Linked DNA regions of Homo sapiens: region 2 is linked to region 1. Evidence: chromatin loops called from intact Hi-C (ENCODE). Cell type or tissue: Calu3. All regions are shown on one strand.

Region 1 (2,500 bases):
AGGAACAAGGTTAGGAAAAGGGGAGGGTGACAGGGACAGAGGGAGAGCCTATGCAAAGACGTGTTATCCAGTTGGCCCCTGCTGTGGCTGGCTGGTTGCTCAATCCTGTAAGATCTTCTAAGAAGCTTTATGAGATGTAGTGAGAACCACCTGTCCTGGGGATGAGTCTGTCTGTCGGCTTCCATTCCTCATGGGTTATGAGTTGCTCCACAGGATTCTGGATGTATACAGATGCTCTTCATCTTAGGAAGGGGTTACGTCCCAATAAACACGTGGTAAGTCAAAAATACTGTAAGTCAGAAACACATTTAATACCCTGATAAGCCCATCATAAAGTCAAACAATTTTAAATCCAATCATTGTAAGCCAGGACCATCTGTATACCCAAGACATACACAAGGATGTTCATAGCAGCTTTATTCAAAATAGTGAAAAACAAAACAATCCAAATGCACAGCAATAGGAAAACAGACAAATAAATTGTGGTATATTTATACAGTGGAATACTATGCAACAACAAAAAAGGATGAAGCATAATACTACACACAGCGTGAGTGAGTCTCACAGACACAGTGTTAACAGAGAGAATCCAGACACAAAAGAGCCTATCTATGCATGATTCCATTTATATGAAGTTCAAAGACATGCAGAGCTAATCTATGGTGATAGAGATAAGAATGGTGGTTACACTGAAATGGGAGGATCGCTCAAACCCGGGAGGCGGAGGCTGCAGTGAACCATGATGGAGCTGCACTCCAGCTTTGGAGACAGAGCGAGACCCTGTCTCTAAAAAAAAAAAAAAAATGATTGTTCCATTCTGTGGTGGCAAGTGGGGGCTTGACTGGAAGGGAACACAAGGGCACCTGTTGAGGTGCTGAGCACGTTCTGTATCTTGACCTGAGTGTCGGATACATCCTGGGGATACATACGTACATAAAAATTCATCAGGGTATACGCTACTTAAGCTGGGCGTAGTTTACAGTATGTAGGTTACAACATAAAAAAGAAGTGAATGAACCAAAGAATACTGGGCTCCCTGGCGTTTCCTCTTCTGCAACCCAAGGAAATAAGCCTCGGTGTGGAGAGGGCCTGTCCTCAGGGCCTGGCAGATGTAGGCGATTCTTACCACGTCTCCTTCGGTAAGCCCACCTGGCAAGTTCTCATCCACATAATCTGTGCATGCTCAACATTTGAAACCAGTGGGGACCCATTCGGACCCCAAGAGTTGGTATTAGAGATCATTTTAAAGTGAAAACTGGCCAGGCACGATGGCTTACACCTGTAATCCCAGCACTTTGGGAGGCTGAGGTGGGCGGATCACATGAGGTCAGGAGTTCGAGACCAACTTGGCCAACATGGTGAAACCCTGTTGACTCAGGATGACTCAGATTAGAGCAGGTGACTGGGGGTGACTCAGGATGGAGCAGGTGATAGAGGCTAGGAGGGGGTTGTTTACTGAAACTAGGGGCAAGGAGATGAAGAAAACGAGGAAGTTAAACTTTAAAATGAAGAGCTGAACATACTGATACATTGATTCTTTGGAGAGGATCTCAGAACTCATTGTACTTAACAATTTACAGGCTAAAACCTTTGAAGAAGAATTTATTATATCCTACAAACCTGGGAGGCAGAGGTTGCAGTGAGCCAAGATTGGGCCATCGCACTCCAGCCTGGGCAATAAGAATGAAACTCTGTCTCAAAAAAAACAAAAGTTGGCCAGGGCTGGGCGTGGTGGCTCACACCTGTAATCCCAGCACTTTGGGAGGCTAAAGCAGGTGGATCACCTGAGGTCAGAAGTACGAGACCATCGTGGCTAATATGGTGAAACCCCATCTCTACTCAAAATACGAAAAAAGAAAAAAAAAATTAGCCAAGCACGGTGGTGCACGCCTGTTATCCCAGCTGCTTAGGAAGCTGAGGCAGGAGAATTGCCTGATCCCAGAGGCAGAGGTTGCAGTGAACTGGGATTGTGCCACTGCACTCCAGCCTAGGCGACAGAGCAAGATTCTGTCTCAAAAATAAATACATAAATAAAGTTTTAGAGCAGGAATGAAAGGAAGTAAAGTACACTTGGAAGAGCTGTGTTGGCAACTGGAGAGATCCGAGTGCCTCATCTGACCCTTGACTTGGGATTAATACATTGGCATGAGATGTGAGCAGTGACTCAAAGTTGCTCAGAAAAAAATCTTCCCCCGCTATTTAGTACTGCAGCTGGCACCTGCCCTCCCCACGCACTGCAGCTGGCACCTGCCCTCCCCACACCAGTATTTGGTACTGCAGCTGGCACCTGCCCTCCCCTCTGCTATTTAGTACTGCAGCTGGCACCTGCCCTCCACACAGCAGTATTTAGTACTGCAGCTGGCACCTGCCCTCCCCACACCAGTATTTAGTACTGCAGCTGGCACCTGCCCTCCCCACACCAGTATTTAGTACTGCAGCTGGCACCTGCCCTCCCCACGTCAGTGTTCAGGATTCTTTCTCTCTGTTTTTCTTTTTTTTC
Region 2 (2,500 bases), 140 kb after region 1:
CAGGGGCTCTCAGTCCTGGGTGCTCATGACAACTCCGTGGAGAGCTTTTTAAAACTTATGGGCCACCGCCTGGCTCGGTGGCTCACGCCTGTAATCCTAGCACTTTGGGAGGCTGAGGCAGGTGGATCACCTGAGGTCAGGAGTTCGAGACCCGCCTGGCCAACATGGCAAAACCCCCGTCTCTACTAAAAATACGAAAAGTAGCCAGGTGTGGTGGCAGGCACCTGTAATCCCAGCTACTGGGGAGGCTGAGGCAGGAGAATCACTTGAACTTGGGAGGCGCAGGTTGCAGTGGAGCTGAGATCGTGCCATTTCACTCAGCCTGGGCAACAAAGCAAGACTCCGTCTCAAAAATAAAAATAAAAAATAGGCCAGCCACGGTGGCACATACCTGTAATCCCAGCACTTTGGGAGGCCGAAATGGGCGGATCACGAGGTCAGGAGTTCGAGACCAGCCTGGCCAACATAGTGAAACTACTCTATTAAAAAATGCAAAAAATTAGCCGGGTGTGGTGGCAGGCGCCTGTAATCCTAGCTACTCAGGAGGCTGAGGCAGGAGAATCACTTGAACCGCGGGAGACAGAGGTTGCAGTGAGCTGAGATTGCACCATTGCACTCCAGTCCGAGCAATAGTGCGAGATTCCATCTAGAAAATATAAATAAATAAAAATAAAAATAAATAAATAAATAAATAAACCTGGCCACGGCCTAGGGACCGTGCAACTCTTGATCACCTACAAACACCTGGAAAGCACACGTTGTGGCAAACATGGGCTTTGGTGACAGGAAGACCTGGGTCCAGATCTTGCTTGCTACCTGCTTACTAGCTGTGTGACCCTGGACAAACTGCTGAACTTCTCTGAACTTGGTTTTCTTAGCTAAAGAGAGAGAATATAAGACTTCTTATGCTTGTCAGGAGGATTCGTGTAATACCATGTCAAGTTCCAAGCACAGGGTTCTCTCTGGTGGACCAGTCGTTCTCAGCGAGGACAGTGATGACCCCTAGTGGACAGTGTGGGAAGTTCTGGGAGTGTTTCAACGAGGACAGTGATGTCCCCTAGTGGACAGTGTGGGAAGCTCTGGGGGTGTTTTCAGTTGTCACCGAGCCAAGGGCTACCGGCGCGAAGGGCCCGGCCTCCTGCAATGCGTGGGGCAGTGATGCGCCATGAGGAAATGTCACGGATCCTACGTGACAAAATAGTCTTGCGAACAATTTTAAGACAAACTGAATTTTCCGGGAATGCAACTACTGTGTAAGTTGAGAAAGTTTCATAACGTGTTTTGTTCGGCACTTTACCAACAGTTGTTCACCGACGTGGAAATCTTATCACTGGCGGCACCTGCCGCGTGTGGTATCTGAGTGGCCGTGACTCGTGCGTCCGCCCTCGTGTGTCACACAGTCACTTAGGCACAAGCATCTGACCCTTGTAACATCTTAGAGAAACGCTTCTCACGCGCCAGTGCACACAAATGCCTGCGGAACTTGTCAAAGTGCAGTCTCCTGTCCAGTTGGTCTGAGGGGGGACCTGAGAAACTCATGCTATGAGGTCCTAGTGTAGTCACGCCTAAGTGTGTGTGCAGAGAACACATTTATTATAAACTACGCTTCTCTTATCTCTCCTTTTTTTTTCTTTTTTTTGAGTCTTGCTCTGCCACCCAGGCTGGAGTGCAATGGAGTGATCTCGGTTCACTGCAACCTCTGCCTCCCAGGTTCAAGTGATTCTCCAGCCTCCCAAGTAGCTGGGATTACAGGCATGCGCCATCATGCTGGGCTAATTTTTGTATTTTTAGTAGAGACGAGGTTTCACCATGTCAGCCAGACTGGTCTCAAACGCCTGACCTCAAGTGATGTGCCCGCCTCAGCCTCCCAAAGTGCTGGGATTACAGGCGTGAGCCACGACACCCAGCCTCTTATCTCTTGTACAACACTTAGGGCATCATCTTGGGTCGAGTTCCCCAGGAAACACTCTGAGAGGGAGATTTGTGTGCCTGTGAGGGGCAGATAATACAGGATCGGGCAGAGGGAGAAGTGGAGCTGTGATATAGTCATAGCAGAGGATGCAGCTGGTCCCTCAGGGCTTAGGCCTGGGGTGGCCTTCAGAGATGTCCCAAATTGATGCCGGAGTGGAGACTCGACCGGTCACTGGATGTGTGCTTCCCCTCCCCCCAGGGACAAAAATGTGGCTCTCTTGGGCCTCAGCTGTGAGCTGTGAGCAGCCGACACTCCTGCAGCTGGAGGAAGGGTCTTGGTCCTGGATGACTGGTGTGGGTGGCAAACCCCAAATCTGCGATCAACAGTACGCTGATGTTTAAACATGGTATGTGGACAGATTACATTACCTTTGGAATTTAATTTCAGTATAGTAAGGCAAACCCCGAATCTGTGACTGACAGTAGGCTGATGTTTAAACACGGTATGTGGACAGATTATATTACCTTTGGAATTTCATTTCAGTAAAGTAAAGGTGTTGCAAAATATTTGTCCTAGAAAGGGAACACT

Evidence for each region. Hi-C counts contacts between places; a loop is a spot of excess contacts. Peaks named below come from ENCODE experiments on the same cell type or tissue, not always from the same donor. Only the 100,000 strongest peaks of a DNase experiment are listed, where the experiment ranks them.
Region 2: it touches region 1 in a loop (2.2-fold over the local background); 2 of 110 quality-filtered maps call a loop at or near these places.

What each region holds. Positions count from the first base shown.
Region 1 is chr3:195,714,808-195,717,307 of GRCh38, forward strand. No RefSeq gene overlaps it. Among named protein-coding and RNA genes, the nearest start is that of MUC20, 4.9 kb to the right of the region's middle. In Calu3, no CTCF peak of the experiment used is centred here; DNase peaks (open chromatin) are centred at 1,384, 1,689 and 2,214.
Region 2 is chr3:195,850,023-195,852,522 of GRCh38, forward strand. The region is part of intron 1 of LINC01983 (long intergenic non-protein coding RNA 1983); the gene reads right to left. Among named protein-coding and RNA genes, the nearest start is that of LINC01983, 9.1 kb to the right of the region's middle. RefSeq lists an enhancer at 801-1,301. In Calu3, a CTCF peak has its summit at 1,027 (motif pointing left); a DNase peak (open chromatin) is centred at 1,029.